Linked DNA regions of Homo sapiens: region 2 is linked to region 1. Evidence: read pairs that join two places in POLR2A ChIA-PET (ENCODE). Cell type or tissue: IMR-90. All regions are shown on one strand. Links, peaks and the distances in the headings refer to the core of each region. The heading gives the core; the rest is flanking DNA.

What was found. ChIA-PET counts read pairs that join two places held together with the same protein. Peaks named below come from ENCODE experiments on the same cell type or tissue, not always from the same donor. Only the 100,000 strongest peaks of a DNase experiment are listed, where the experiment ranks them.
Region 2: POLR2A ChIA-PET joins it to region 1 with 7 read pairs; 2 of 35 experiments call an interaction of 5 or more read pairs at or near these places.

Annotation. Positions count from the first base shown.
Region 1 is chr6:14,895,237-14,903,566 of GRCh38, reverse strand. The region is part of intron 2 of LOC105374945 (a long non-coding RNA gene); the gene reads left to right. Among named protein-coding and RNA genes, the nearest start is that of JARID2-DT, 350 kb to the left of the region's middle. In IMR-90, for the core only: no CTCF peak of the experiment used is centred there; no DNase peak of the experiment used is centred there.
Region 2 is chr6:14,818,555-14,826,884 of GRCh38, reverse strand. No RefSeq gene overlaps it. Among named protein-coding and RNA genes, the nearest start is that of JARID2-DT, 420 kb to the left of the region's middle. RefSeq lists enhancers at 1,578-2,364, 3,152-3,939, 4,310-4,811, 5,959-6,038 and a silencer at 7,553-7,847. In IMR-90, for the core only: no CTCF peak of the experiment used is centred there; a DNase peak (open chromatin) is centred at 3,954.

The DNA.
Region 1 (8,330 bases), core at 205-8,204:
CCTTAACCATATGCCAGACTCTGTTCTAAGCAATTAACATGTAATATACTCTCAATCTTTCCAATCCCTATAAAGAAGGCCTTTTTCTTTTGAATTAGGAAACTTAGACACAGAGAATTTAACGAACTTACCCACAGCCAGGAAGTGGCAGAGCGAGGACTGAGGGGGCAGTGATCCAGAGCCATGCTCCTAACCATAATACCATATGGCCCTCATTGAACTAACTGCCTGCCAGAGTGCTAACACATCCCAGGCAGGAGAAGCGTGATGAAAACAGAGTTCTTTATTACTGGAAATATAATAAACTCTCCTGGGGAAGACTTTCTCAGCGAGTTGGGCAGTAAAACTGAAGTTACAGTAGCATGAGAGGTGCCTCACCCTCACCCAACCCTTGTATCAAAAGAGCTGGGCCCCTGAGATAAAAAGGGCTTCTCTAGCCTGGTGTGGTGGCTCACACCTGTAATCCCAGCACTTTGGGAGGCTGAGATGGGCGGATCACGAGGTCAGGAGATCGAGACCATCCTGGCTTACACAGTGAAACCCCATCTCTACTAAAAATACAAAAAAAAAAAAAAAAAAAAAAATTAGCCAGGCGTGGTGGCAGGCACCTGTAGTCCCAGCTACTTGGGAGGCTGAGGCAGGAGAATGGTGTGAACCTGGGAGGTGGAGCTTGCAGTGAGCCGAGATCGCGCCACCACACTCCAGCCTGGGCAACAGAGCGAGACTCCGTCTCAAAAAAAAAAAAAAAACAAAGGGCTTCTCCGTATCGGATGGAGAGAGATAAGTCCAGGAGATAAGCAGCATGGAACGTGAGGCTTCCAGAAAGCAGCAGCAGCAGAGATGGCACAGGATACCAGGACCGCTGTGTCATAGGTAAATAGGTCCCCCAAATGCAGTGTTGGCCCTGCAATGAAAGCTCTGTAGGTTCTGACACTGGTGGGCCTGGAGAAGAACTCAGGATAGCAGCAGCCAAGCACTGCAGCCCGGACATTGGGATAGCACATCTCCTATATTCATTTTAAGACTTCTGTATTGGAGTATGAGAAAGAACAGGAAAACTCACAAGCCCTAAGTGTCCAGTTCAATAAACATTTATAAACTGAACCTAATCCCTGACCAGGGTTAAGTATCAAAATGTGACCAGCACCCCAGAAGTACTACTTTTGCCTCCTCCCTGTCATTCCTCCCCAAGGTCGCCCCTATCTTGACATCTAAAAAGCCTTGGGTACATTTTACCAGATTTTGCTCTTTATATAAGTGGAATCATTCCTGTACTTTACTTCTTTTGCAAATATGGCTGTGGGTAGGTGTCATTCATTCACTCTCATTGCAGCATGGGATTCCATTGAGTAAATATCCCACAACATTTTCATACATTCTATTGCTGATGAGCATTGCAAGTAGTTTCCAGTTTGGGCTCCCTCCGCTTTTGAGGAATCAAAGAAAGACACAAGAGGAGAAGGATTGAGAACCTCACATTGGTGGAACTATGAACAAATTCTTACCATAATGGCCTTAGGAAGCACAACATGAGATTCTCAGAGATGTCTGGAGAGGAGGACTACTGGAAAGCAGAGGCAAGGATCTGGAGGACTGAAAAGGGAGGGGTTGGCTCAAAATTTGCCTTTATTATTATTTAATTTAATTTAAAGTTCCAGGGTATATGTGCAGGATGTGCAGGTTTAATACTTAGGTATTAAGCCCAGCATGCATTAACTATTTATCTTGAAGCTTTCCCTCCCCTAGCTCCTCACCCACAGGCCCCAGTGTGTGTTGTTCCCCTCCCTGTGTCCCTGTGCTCTGATTGTTCAGCTCCCGCTTATAACTGAGAACCTGTGGTGTTTGGTTTTCTGTTCCTGTGTTAGTTTTCTGTGGGTGATGGCTTCAAGCTCCAACCATGTCCCTGCAAAGGACATGATCTCATTTCTCTTTATGGCTGCATAGTATTCCATGGTGTATATGTACCACATTTTCTTTATCCAGTCTATCATTGATGAACATTTGGGTTGATTCCATGTGTTTGCTATTGTGAATAGTGCTGCAATGAACATACACATGCATATGTCTTTATAGTAGAATGATTTATATTCGTTTGGGTGTATTATCCAATAATAGAAATACCAGTAATGGGAACCAAACACTGCAGGTTCTCACTTATAATAATTGCTGGGTCAAATGGTATTTCTGGCTCTAGGTCTTTGAGGAATTGCCACACTGTCTTCCAGAATTGTTGAACTAATTTGCATTCCCACCAATAGTGTAAAAGTGTTCCTATTTTTCCACAGCCTCACCAGCATCTGTTGTTTCTTGACTGTTTAATAATCGTCATTCTGACTGGCTGGCACGAGAGGGTCCTCATTGTGGTTTTGATTTGCATCCGTCTAATGACCAGTGATGTTGAGCTTTTTTTCATGGTTTTTGGCCACATACATGTCGTCTTTTGAGAAGTGTCTGTTCATGTCCTTCGCCCACTTTTTTTTTTTTTTTGAGATGAAGTCTTGCTCTGTCGCCCAGGTGGCTGGAGTGCAATGGTGTGATCTTCGCTCACTGCAACTTCTGCCTCTTGGGTTCAAGCGATTCTCCAGCCTCAGCCTACTGAGTAGCAGGGATTACAGCCACCCGCCACCTTGCCCAGCTAATTTTTGTATTTTTGTAGAGATGGGGTTTCACCATGTTGGCCAGGCTGGTCTTGGACTCCTGACCTCAGGTGATCTGCCTGCCTCAGCCTCCCAAAGTGCTGGGATTACAGGCCTGAGCCACCACGCCCAGCCCTTTGCCCACTTTTTAATGGGGTTGTTTTTTTCTTGTGAATTTAAGTTCCTTCTAAATTCTGGGTATTAGACCTTTGTCAGATGGATAGATTGCAAAAATTTCTCCCATTCTGTAGGTTGTCTGTTCACTCTGATGATAGTTTAGTTTGCTGTGCAGAAGCTCTTTAGTTTAATTAGATCCCATTTGTCAATTTTTGCTTTTGTTGCAATTGCTTTTGACATTTTCCTCATGAAATCTTTGCCTGTGCCTACATCCTGAATGGTATTGCCTAGATTTTATTCTAGGGTTTTTATAGTTTTGGGTTTTACATTTAAGTCTTTAAGCCATCTTGAGTTAATTTTTGTATAAGGCGTAAGGAAGGGGTCCGGTTTCAATTTTCTGCATATGGCTAGCCAGTTCTCCCAGCACCATTTCCTAACAGGGAATCCTTTCCCCATTGCTTGTTTTTGTCAGGCTTGTTGAAGATCAGTTGTTTGTAGTATGTGATATTATTTCTAAGATCTTTATTCTGTTCCATTGGTCTGCTTATCTGTTTTTGTACCAGTACCCTGCTGTTTTGGTTACTGTAGCCTTGTAGTATAGTTTGAAGTAGGGTAGTGTGATGTCTTTAGTTTTGTTCTTTTTGCTTAGGATTGTCTTGGCTATACAGGCTCGTTTTTGGTTCCATATGAATTTTAAAGTAGTTTTTTCTAATTCAGTGAAGAATGTCAATGGTAGTTTAATGGGAATAGCATTGAATCTATAAATTATTTTGGGCAGTATGGCCATTTTCATGATATTGATTCTTCCTATCCTTGAGCATGGAATGTTTTTCCATTTGTTGGTGTCCTCTCTGATTTCCTTGAGCAGTGGTTTGTAGTTCTCCTTGAAGTCCTTCACATCCCTTGTTAACTGTATTCCTATTTATTCTGTTCTCTTTGTATCAATTGTGAATAGGAGTTTATTCATGATTTGACTCTGCTTGTCTATTGTTGGCGTATAGGAATGCTTGTGAGTTTTGCACATTGATTTTGTATCCTGAGATATTGCCAAAGTTGCTTATTAGCTTAAGCTTTTGAGCTGAGACAATGGGGTTTTCTAGATATAGGATAATGTCATCTGCAAACAGAGACAATTGGACCTCCTCTCTTCCTATTCGAATATCGTTTATTTCTTTTTCTTGGCTCATTGCCCTGGCCAGAACTTTCAGTACTATGTTGAATGGGAGTGGTGAGAGAGGGCATCCTTGTATTGTGCTGGTTTTCAAGGAGAATGCTTCCAGCTTTTTCCCATTCAGTATGATATTGAAAATTCGCCTCTATTTTTACTACCATTTGGTACATGTGGGTTGTAAGGATTGGAAACAATATATGAAACACCTAACTTGGCACCAAGTAGGCACCCAATAAATGGAAGCTGTTGATATTGTTAGGCATGTGCTGATAGCTGATGTTAACTTTATGAATCAATCTTTAACAAAAATGGGGCATGATAAGAAGAAGAGAAAGGTGTGCAAAGTTATATGTAGACAAAGTGGGTGCTGTTGTCATTCTTGCTGGAGACTACAGGGGCTTGTCTTACTTCATTCAGGCTGCTATAACAAAATATCATAAACTGCCTATAAATAATAGAAATTTATTTCTCATAGTTCTGGAGGCTGAGAATTCCAAGATCAAGGTGCTGGTAGATTTAGTGTCTGGTAAGGGACTATTTCCTTGTTCATAGATGGTACCTTGCTGTGTCCTCACATGACAGAAGAAATGAATGGGTTCCCTTGGGTCTCTTTTATGAGGGCAATAATTCCATTCATGAGGGTACTACCCTCCTGACCTAATCACCTCCCAAAGGTCTTACCTCCCAGTACCATCACCTTGGGGGTTAAGATTTCAACATATGAATTTCAGGGGGACATAAATACTCAAACCATAGCAGCAGTCTGGGAGGGCTTCAGGCCCAGAATAAAGCCAAGGGGCACTCCAGACAAAGTTTCATCCAACCTCTTCACTTTATTTTTTATTTTTTTGACATGGAGTTTCATTCTTGTTGCCCAGGCTGGAGTGCAGTGGTGCAATCTCAGCTCACTGCAACCTCTGCCTCCTGGGTTCAAGTGATTCTCCTGCCTCAGCCTCCCGAGTAACTGGGATTACAGGTGCATGCCACCACACCCAGCTAATTTTTTGTATTTTTAGTAGAGACAGGGTTTCTCTATGTTGGCCAGGCTGATCTTGAACTCCTGACCTCAGGTGATCCCCCTGCCTTGGCCTCCCAGAGTGTTGGAATTACAGGTGTGAGCCACTGTGCCTAGCCCAACCCCTTCACTTCAAAGATGAGCACAAGGCAGCCTAGAGGGTTCTGTGACTTGTCTTTGGGAAGCTTCTGGGTGTCTGCTTCAGGTCAGAAAGGTAGGATCAGGACTCCTGGTCAAAGAAAGGGAAGAAACCCACCCAAGAAAGATGCAGGGATGAGAAGTGGGGGGATTCACTGGTGCACACAGCCAGTTCACCGAAGGTTCAAGGTGGCAGATGGCCTCAAGATCACTTGGAACCAGGGTTTTAAATGTTCTAGGATTCTCCTCTCAGTCTCTCAGTTGGCTTTTATCACAAAGCTGGAAGTAGGGCTGTAGGCGGCTCTTGGTTTCACTACCAGAGAGGGATCATCTGTCTTCCTTCAGTCCCTAAAATGCAGGGAAAGGCTCTGATATGTCTGTTGGGCCTTATATTTTCCCCTGTGGGTTGAGAAGGGATGTTGGGGCCGGCTTTAATTTGCAGCCTCCTTTAGAACTGTGTATGTGTGTGCGCGTGTGTGTGGTGGTGGGGGGAGGAACAGTTCCCCCAAAGAAGGGAAGTAGTGTTTCCAGAAGAAGAAAGGGGTGTGTGGCAGTTAAAACAGTAGGCGACCAGTTATCTCAGTTCAGATACTTTAGGTTGTAGGTAATAACTCTTGAACTAATTTAAACAATAAAGACAATTTGTTGGCTCACATAGCTGAAAAAGTTCAAGGTAGATCCTCACTTAGGAGCATTTGGATCTGGGTTCAAATTCTTTTTCCTTTGATTTCTTTCTATTGAATATTCCCTGCAGTGTGTGTTGGTTTCATCCTCAGGCTGGCTTCTAGAATAAGAAATATCTTTCACAGTTTCAGCTGAAGTCCTGAGATTCATTCTGATCAGACTGGGTTAGGTCATAAGACTAGCCATGGCTGGGTGCAGTGGCTCACACCTGTAATCCCAGCACTTTGGGAGGCCGAGGCGGGCGGATCACCTGAGGTCGGGGGTTCAAGACCAGCTTGACCAACATGAAGAAACCCTGTCTCTACTAAAAATACAAAATTAGCTTGGCTTGATGGTGCATGCCTGTAATCCCAGCTACTCAGGAGGCTGAGGCAGGAGAATTGCTTGAACCCGTGAGGTGGAGGCTGCGGTGAGCTGAGATGGCACCATTGCACTCCAGCTTGAGCAACAAGAGCAAAACTCTGTCTCAAAAAATATATAATAATAATAATAATAATAAATAAAAGACTAGCCCTAAACCATTGTGCATGTGTGTGTGTATGTGTGTGTGGCCAGGTGATAGAACACACTAATGGCTTTTCTAAGGTTCCTTGGTCCAACTTCTGGAGCTATGGTGCAACTGGCATCCCTAGAAGGGAAAAGCATAAATGCTAAGGTGGTGGAGCAACCAACAGGAACCCACTTTATCATGAAAAAGATGAAGAGAGGTTAAATAAACAACCCCAAATCACACTCCTAGTCAATAGTGGTTATGAGTTTTGCACTAAAGTCCAACTGATCTCCACAGTCAAAGCATTTGACAAGAAGTCCTCTCATTGGTAAATACAAAACCTGTTATTGATTGCTGCATCATACACTACCCCAAACAAAGTAGCTTAACAATCACAAATTATGATTTCCCCCACCTCTGCTATCTGGGCTGAGCACAGCTGAGTAGCTATTCTGTTCCACGGGTTTCACTCAACAAATGTCTGGTGCCGCCTCCGGGATGCTGGAAGAGCTGGTTGCTGTTATGTGTTTGTCACTCCACGTGGACTTACCAGTAGGATAGAGAGACCTCTTCACTTGGTGGCCCAGGCCTCTAAAAACAAGCATTCCAGAAGGATAAGCCTCTGCTTGTGTCATTCTTGCCAAGTTTCACTGGCCAAGGCAAGTCATGTGGCCAAGCCCAGAGTCAGTGTGGGAGGGATCTACACAAGGTGGTGACTATGAAAAGAAGTAGGTTATTGGAGGCCATCCAGGGTGACCACCATGGCAGTGTGCTCTTGCTCTCCTTCTCCAATATAGAAAAGATTCTGTCATAAGTCAAGGAGCAGAACCCTCTTTTCTTAAACTCTCCTCTTCTTTGAAGGGAATAACTATTCATAGTTAGTCCAATCAAGGGTACAGTGTCTTGTGAGAATCCCATCAATGGGCCCTCCGGGGACCCTTGGTGGGGTGTGGCTGCATGGCCATTGCTGTGGCAGGGTCTGCTGGCAGCTCTGCAGCTAATGACATTTGCAGTTTCCATTACAGTCTGGCTTTCACAATATAGATTGTCCCAGATGCACACCTTGGAGTATGGAGTTTTACTTCTTATTTTATTTGGTTTTATTTCTTAAACATAGGCTGAATGTTAAGTTGCTTGACTTGTGTTTTTCCCCTTTAGGTTTTATTTTGGGAGCTTTACGTGATTAAAGCCGTAGTAGGAGGCTTTACATTTCACCATCTTTTCAGATGCCCAAGGCGTACGTTTTACTTTGGGTATTCTCCTGGGAAAAAAGAGGAGAGTCTTTCAGAAGGGAGGCCATTTGTCACCCACCCCGTGGTCTCATCTAAGGCTGCTGTGTACTGTTCAGCTAATAAATGTCTCATCTCTGCTTTCCCAAGGACCTGGATGATCCATCCACTTTTTATGGGTTGTTAGTATTCCATCACTTCTTTTGCTAAATAGAACAGCTTTAAAATTGGTATCTTTTTCTTATAAAGCTTCCTCATTCCATTTTTTTATTTTTCCCCTTCTACTGTAAAATTAATTCAAATATATTCAAGTTTCTAAATCCCAGGGTTAAAATTTGTCAAGCTCAACATTCTTTTTTTTTTTTTTGAGACAGAGTCTCGCTCTTGTTGCCCAGACTGGAGTGCAGTGGCGCGATCTCGGCTCACTGCAAGCTCCGCCTCCTGGGTTCACGCCATTCTCCGGCCTCAGCCTCCCGAGTAGCTGGGACTACAGGTGCCCACCACCACGCTTGGCTAATTTTTTGTATTTTTTTATAGAGATGGGATTTCATCGTTTTAGCCAGGATGGTCTTGATCTCCTGACGTCGTGATCCACCCGCCTTGCCTCCCAAAGTGCTGGGATTACAGGTGTGAGCCACCGTACCTGGCCCAACATTCTTAACATCATGTAAATTTGTTTTAGGTGGTGTGAGAGTATTTCTTTTTATTTGCTGTTTTCCTTCAAGGGCCATGACACAATAGTTGTCTCAATTCAGCTCCACTTGTTTCCACATACGAATGCTGTCTTTAAGTTTAGTATTTTATTTTCTCTCTCCTCTCATTTCATGTATCAGTCTGAGTTATGCTCTGG
Region 2 (8,330 bases), core at 249-8,248, 77 kb after region 1:
TGCGCCTGACAGCCCTCTCCATGATCCAAGGCTCTGGTTGGGGTGCTGATGGGCTGAGAGTTGCTGTCACCCTCCTTTTCTCCTGTTTAATCAGATCTTCTTGACACGGGACCATCTATTTCTTTTCCATAGTTTATTTTCTTCTCATTCTAAGCCTCAGCACAGCCAACATAGCCAACCACTCCTTAGCTCTGTTTACTGCGGAGTCACGTGTCTGAGTTTAGGGCAATTAACTCTGGTATTGCAGCATAGGAGGGGGCCCACACCCACCTCCCTGGCACTGAACACCAACTTAGTGGTGATCTGGCGCCAGGCACCTCATGTCATATCCACAGCAGGTCCTCAATATAATTATTTCAACCCTATGGAACAGATAAGGCTCAGGGTTTAAGTTTCTTGCTCAAAGACAGACTGTGTTTGAATCCTAAGTTTCATTTTGTTCTAAATCCCATCCTTTTCCTCCTCTCTGGGTATACCCATTCATGCCTCCTAAAGACAACTCAGGGCAGAAAATTGTAATCCATACCCATTTCTCCCTTAATATAGGACCGTTTCCCAATAGTCACAAAATGGACTAATTCCCAATGCTCTGGAAGGAATTTGCAAAGGCGGAGTCTATCTGGAGATCATGTCTGTCTTAGAAGGAAATGGAATGCTGTGCTTCTGCACTGGGGGCACCTGCTTTGATTGGAAATATTAAGATACATATGTAAGAAGCTCTTAAGGTTTGGGGGGAAGCTCACTGGGTTCTTGACCCAGTACCTTCTGGAAATATGCTGCCTTGGGCGGGGATTCTAGGAAAGAAGGCTTCCTGCTGGAAGGCAGTTTCTTTCTAGGCGGTTCCTCTGAAGCTCCGGTCCCTGGGCTTGGTTCTCCTTTCTTTGGACTCCTTTACTTTCTCCTGCCTTTTTCATTTTCTAAAGTCTCCTGCCATGTCTCTATTGAGCCTCTCTTCCTGGTCATGTTAGGAAAGCATACTCTTAGACGCCTGCTTATCTTACAGTGCTGTTTTAGGTTTAACGCTTGATAGTTCTCTCAGATACAAGAATTTAATACCACTTTAAATTGTCTATCTCTGGCAAGGTTAGGTCTATGTTGTTCTATTTATTTATTTATTTATTTTGAGACAGAGTCTTGCTCTGTTGCCCAGGCTGGAGTGCAATGGCACAATCTTGGCTCACTGCAACCTCCACCTTCTGGGTTCAAGCGATTCTCCCACCTCAGCCTCCCGAGTCTCTGGGATTACAGGCATGCACTTCCACACCTGGCTAGTTTTTGTATTTTTAGTAGAGGCAGGATTTCATCATGTTGGCCAGGCTGGTCTCAAACTCCTGACCTCAGGTGATCTGCCCACCACGGCCTCCCAAAATGCTGGGATTACAGGCGTGAGCCACCGAGCTGGGCTGGTCCATGTGGTTCTATAACTTAAAATTGTATTAGCATTTTCCTCATTTGTGCCACTGCTGTCTTCCCATAAACTATAAACCAACTAGCAGATTTCAATAGATAGGAAACTACTTAAGAGAAAAAAAAAGAAAGAAAGAAAAAAAAAAGGGGTCAGTCTTTGTCCTGATCATGGTGCAAGTTTGTTTTCCTAATGGGGAATTTTCCAAGAGCTCTTAGTGCTGGGACTTTATGGGATAAATGCGGTGGAAAGGGGCACACTTCCCGTGCAGAATGTCCTTTTTACTCTCTTCTGCTCCTCTGAGCTTTGCTTCTGAATACACAAAACCTGTATTTGTGACTGCCAAGAGGCCTTCCACTGTGAGGAAGAATGCATTGTAAATCACTCTTTCACAGCCAGTTAACAGGGAGTGTCTTTCTCACCCATAATTATGGTTTTGCTTGGAGTTGAGAAAGTTGTTTTGGGGGCAATAAATTGTGATGTCAGTTATCCTTCACTCCCTTTGCATGTGAGTCCTCAGTCGGAAATTGGTATTCTTAACAGTTGAATCTCTGGGGTCTCCAAGGCTTTGCAGCTGAAAATTTTGGAGTCCTCTGCTTTGGAAAGAGGAGAGAGAGAGGAAGGAGAGGGAAAGAAAGCAAGGGAGAGAGATTCATAGAAGGCCCTTTTGTTTTCAACTTTGGTGACAGGAAATTTGAAAGTGGGGGAAGGGAACTTGGCTCTTACTAAAAATATTTTATGTTGGAGAATGTTAATGAGGCTTTACACGAATAAAAAAAAAAATTCCAAACCTAGTGCATCAGGGTCATGACCGGGACTTTTTTCGTGTGCAAAGGCCTTTGTACACACACACCTCTTCTAAAAAGCAGCCGCGCACACACACTTGTATTACTGCTGCATCACATTGCGAAAGCTCCCCAGCAAGAAAAATTCCAGGCAGAATAAGAGAATCAGAGCTCTTCCATTCGTGGAAATTGTTAGTGGAAAACTTCATTTCCAATATCAAATTTAATATTACTGAGTGGCAGGTTATGATAAGGCCACTTTAACACTTAAAAACGAGCTGTTTCTTAAGTCTCCTCTGTGATGGTTTTATGAATTGTTATTCTGCTCTCTTTAGGTAATCAGATACGAGGAATTGTTTGGCAGCCTAGCCAGAGAGAAAAGCCTTTGCCCAGATTTTAGGCAATCCCTGGTAATTGGTGCAGCCTGCTGTGGCTGGGCCAAGCGCTTGTCCGCATCCCTCAGTATGGCTTTGGGTCTTGTATTTCCCGTGCAGAGGAGAGGTCATTCAAGTCACAGGGGCATGGCACTACTTCAGCAATCTGCTGAATGACACAGGGATTTGGCTTATTTCTATCTTATGTGTGGAGAGGGCAGAGTAGAATTGGGACAGTTTGACCCATGGAATTTCCAACTTAGGCGGCTTAGGGGTTTTAAACATGAGGCAGTAGGGCAGTGTGGGGAAGAGGATGAGCTCTTGGATCAAACCAATCCTGATTTGAGATGTGGCTCTGCATTTATTGGCTGTATCCTCTTGGGCAAGTTACTCTGCCTTTCACTTACAAATTTGTAAAACGGGCATAAAGATGCTAACACAATAGAGCTCTCTCTCTCTCCTACCTCCATATCCCAAACACCGCAAATCTGGGCAGCCCTGCCTTCCAGAGATTTCAGGAAGTTTGCAGCTTCTCCCTACTTCCTGGGCTACCACGTTGGTCCAAGTCACCCTTGTATTTCACTTTGATTATTGCATTAGTCTCTGAAGAGGTCTCCCTTCCCCGCTATACAGTAGCCGGAGTGATTTTATTTTTATTTATTTATTTATTTTTGAGACAGTCTCTCACTCTGTCACCCAAGCTGGAGTGCAGTGGCTCGATCTCGGCTCACCGTGGCCTCAACCTCCTGGGCTCAAGCAATCCTCCCGCCTCAGCCTCCCCAGTAGCTGGGACCACAGGCATGCGCCACCAAGCCCGGCTAATTTTTTTTTGTATTTTTTATAGAGATGGGGTCTCACCATGTTGCCCAGGCTGGTCTCAAACTCCTGAGCTCAAGCAATCAACAGTCTTGGCCTCCCAAAGTGCTGGAAGTACAGGCATGAGCCACCGCCACTGGCCCAGAGTAATTTTTTAAAAAGGTGAGATGGAAAGTCTCCCGTGCCTTCCCAGCTCATTCTGAATAAAGCCAGAGTCCTTACCGTGGCATAGGGGGCCCTCCTTAATCCGGCTCCTTGGTACCTGTCTGGCCTCACCACTAAACATTCTTGATCCAGCCATTTGGACCTCTTTGCTGCTCCTAGAACACAGTAAGAGTGTTCCTGGCTCAGGAAATGGTACTTGCCTGGAGTGTTCTTCCCATATATCCATCCCCAAGGCTGACACCCTCACTCCCTGCTCAAATGTCACCTGATTTGGAAGGCTCTTATTCTCCTGTATGTCTTCTGTCGTTTGAATTTCTCACCTTCCTACACACTATGCATTTCCTGCCTGTCTCCAACATGGAATGCAAGCGCCACGAGAGCAGGGTCTCTGTCAATGTTGTTTATTTATGTATCTTCAGTACCTGGAACGGTGCCCGGCTGATTAATATTTGATAAATGAATGAATCGGATGTGCTTCATTTAGTTGTTTAAAAAATTAAATGAAACCATACTTCTGAAACGCTTGGCACAGTGCCTTACACATGTTAAGAATGCAATAAATGTGAGCTATTATTATTTTTACTACAGAGTTTAGTAATAAGAAATTCACTTAGGAGTGGAAAATGGGAATTTAACTATAGTGAATTGGCAGAGCCAATTAATGGTGAGGAAATCCATCCAGGCTCCTCTGTTCGGGCTTGGGTTATCTTCATGGCTCTTCCCTGCAAGTTATTTCTTCTTTGCTCTTTTAAAGTTAATATACAAGATAGAAACTAATAATAAAAACAAGCTCAAAGGAGAGCCTAAAGCAGTTAGCTCAAAGAGGATGGGTACCCAGGGCTAAGTAAGCATCTTCAAGCAGAAGCTGAAAATACAGGTAGGCATCTTCCCTGATTGTGGTCGAGGCTTGGGTGTCTCCTGGAGGGAGGCATTGACATGGTGGATCCTGTGTCCTGTGTCTGAGAACCATGGGGGGTAACACTCTCTTTTGTATCAGTGTAACAAGCTGTGTAACAAGCCATCCCCAAGCTTAGGGACTTAAAACAACAATGCTTTGTTACTTCTCATACTTCTGTGATCAGGTAGGAGGCTCTGCTTCTCCTGCTGTGAGCTGGAGCCACTTGTTTGTCGATCTGAGAGTTGGCTGGGGGAGGGTCTGTCATGGTCTGGGGTCGAGTGTTGGCTGTCAGTGGGATACCTTGGTTCTCCTCCGTGTGACCTGTCTCCAGGCATTCTGTCATCATTTGGTAAGTAATCTAGCCTAAGCTTTTTACTTGGTGGCTGGTTTCTCAGAGAGAAAAGAGAACTAGCAAGGCCTCTTACCTAGACCTGTAAGTCACACGATGAGACTCTACTGTGTTCTACTGGTCAAAGCGAGATGCAAGTGGAGGGGAACGAGTCTGTCTCTCGCATGGCATGCTCGCTCACATGTGCACGACGTTGAGAGGATGATTGGTGGTCATCTTTGCAGGTGATCTTCCACACTCTTGAACTTGTACCAAATGATGGCTCTTGTCTTGAGCTCTCCATGAGTCTTTACTGCCTATGAGAGAGCTGGACCTCATGGCCCTCAGGTTGCAAGGCTAACAGCCTCAGTATCCAGATGTACAAAAGACCCTGACATGTGTGAGGGGCACAATTCTCTCTGCCTAAAAAAGGAAATTGTTAATTATTTGATTAGAAATTAGTCACTTGGGAGGTGTATGTTCTGTGGTCTTTTTTTTTTTTTAATTTTGAGACAGTGTCTCACTCTATTGCCCAGGCCAGTGTGCAATGGTGCGATCATGGCTCACTGCAGCCTTGAACTCCCAGGCTCAAGTGATCCTTCCACCTCAGCCTCCCAAAGTGCTGGGATTACAGGTATGAGCCACAATGCTCTGCTTCAATATTCTTTTTATTTTAGATGTCCTAAGCATTTATTGAACCCCCACCACACATCAGACCCTGGCTAGGCTTTTGAAAACATATTCCTATCACTTAATTCTCACAGTAACCCCAACAGGGTTTTTTGTTTGTTTGTTTTGTTTTGTTTTAGATAGAGTCTTACTCTGTCACCCAGGCTGGGGTGCAGTGATGTGATCTTGGCTCACTGCAACCTCTGCCTCCTGGGTTCAAATGAGTCTCCTGCCTCAGCCTCTCGAGTAGCTGGGATTACAGGCACACACCACCACACCTGGCTAATTTTTGTATTTTTAGTAGAGACAGGGTTTCACTATGTTGGTCAGGCTGCTTTCAAACTCCTGACCTCAAGTGATCTGCCCGCCTCAGCCTTCCAAAGTGCTGGGATTAGAGGCGTGAGTCACTGTGCCCAGCTCCCAGTGGGGTTTTGATGATTAAAATGGAAATTACCCCACGTTTTGAACACAAGATGTCATTTACTCAGGGTCACATGGCTGACAAAGGGCAGAGATGAGTGTCAACTTGGGCTTCTCTTACTCCACGTTGCCTGCAGGTTCCATGGCACTGCTCAGCCTCCTGTTCATCTGAATGGAGAAACTCACAAAAGAAGAATAGAGATGGGGAATGACAAAAGTACAATTTTAACCTGTTCTGTTAAAAAGAGCCGTGGATTCATTTCATTTACAAAGACGGGAATTGGCACATACATGGTCTTTTGGAGCAGAGCAGCATACACAGATATTGGCAGGATTTTGGTTTGAAGTTTCTAGAAGTTATGAACTGAATGATAAGTTTTGACTCTTGGATAGGTGTGACAGGTAAGAGTAGGCTTAGCTATGCATAATGGAAAGCTCTAGATAACCCCGGGTGTGGTGGCTCATGCCTGTAATCTCAGTCCTCTGGGAGGCCGAGGTGGGCAGATCACTTGAGGTCAGGAGTTCCAGACCAGCCTGGCCAACATGGCAAAACCCCATCTCTACTAAAATTATGAAAATTAGCCGGGTGTGGTGGCGGGCACCTGTAATCCCAGCTACTCAGGAGGCTGAGGCTGGAGAACTGCTTGAACCCAGGAGGCCGAGGTTGCAGTTAGCCGAGATCACGCCATTGCACTCTAGCCTGGGCGATAAGAGCAAAACTCCATCTCAAAAAAAAAAAAAAAAAAAAAAAAGGCAAAGCCCGCCTAATGTCATCTCAGATAAACCACAGCGTAAGTCGTTTGCTTCAGGCCAAGTGTGAAACACTGCTACGAGCTGTGACACTTTACCCCAATCCCTGCCAACAAGTAGCAGGAAACAAATGGGTCTATTTAGTATGAAATTCGTACACCTAAATCGATGAGATAAAAACCATAATGTATGACAATAGACACTATAATTACCAATGTTTGCAAAGTAAGCAATAATTGAACAGAATTGTATCACATTGTGCTTGTTGCTGTGATGGTCAAGACAAAAGGATGCATAGATTAAGTAGATATGTACTAAATGAGTTTGTGTATGTTTGGCTGAACGAGTTTTTATACGTTTGGCTTCCATATGTATACCATAAACTGATGGGATATGCAAGAGTATGAGACACCTTCTCTGTTTTCTGTGCATTAATAATTCAAGTGGGGAAAAGATGAGAGTTTAGCTAGACTTTGGAACGGGAGTAGGATTTGAGTAGAGAGGAGGGAAGTAGAAGGGACGTGGCCCAGGTAGAGCCTTGGAGTTGACAAAAACATTCACATCTGTGGTCCAGGCTGGAGACAAGCAGCCTGGCTGGAGTAGAAGGGAAAAGTGGGAGGTAGAGCTGGCTGGCAGGGTCATGTGCAATGATAATGGCCTTAAAGGCCGGGATAATGAACTTTGTTCTATCAGCAGTGAGGATCAATGGGATATCTCAGAGCAGGAGAATGAAGAGAAAAATACAAAGCTGAGGATTAATATGAGCCTTGGAGATGGATCATTCTGCTCCTGCTTTTAGAAGAGGAGCAGTAAAGGAGGCAGAAGGGAAATACCCAGGTAGGAATAAACCCATGAGGGCAATGCCATAGAAATAAAATTGGTGACATTCGAGGGGTGGAGGTGCTGATGGGTGTTACCAAATTGTGAAATGAAAAGTGAGAAAAGATTATTACTGGATGGGGCCAAAGATTACTGCTGACAATTGAGAGCTTGCAGCTCCAGGAATGCGAGGAGGTGTGGGCCGGATTGCCTGAGGGTAAGGAAGGCAAGAGTGTGAGGAAAGGGATGGGTAGAGATGACTTGAGCCAAAGGTTGTCTGAGAAGGAAGGAGGGAAGCAGCTCAGAGGGCCTTCCCCCCATGCCCATGCCTGAAATGAAGAGAACAGAAGGGCCACGGCTCTAGCAAGGGCTGGGATACAGATGCAGAGAAGGAATGGTCATGGAAGGGAAGTCCCTTGGGATCTAATGCCTAAGAGGAGGGCTGGCTGTCCTGAGAGATGAGAAAGTCTTCTGTGCTTCTGGGGAGGAACCATGACAAGATGGGCATGGTCAGCAGAGGGAGAAGCTCAGACTGGAGCTGGAGGCAAGTGTCAGGTTTGGAGAAAGCACTGGAGCTCCCAGGGCAGGGTGCTGGGGGTGGGCAGGGGTCAAGCGACCAGAGTACAGCAGAGAGCTTTCTGCTGAACACGTGTCTTGGATTGGGAGCAGAGCTGTGTGCCTGACTGTTTCTTCACCAGGGCCCTTTCACCTCGGTAGGAGTGGAGAGATAAGTGTGAACTTGGCCTAGATTGGTGACTGGCACATCAGACTTGGCAAGGCCCCAAGGAGACAAAGGAATCCCTGGGCAATGTGCCTCTGGGAGGGCAAGGGCCGAGTGGGAGGTTCCCGTCCCATTTCTTTGTAGAAAGGGTCCCAGAATGCATATTTAGTCATCATATTG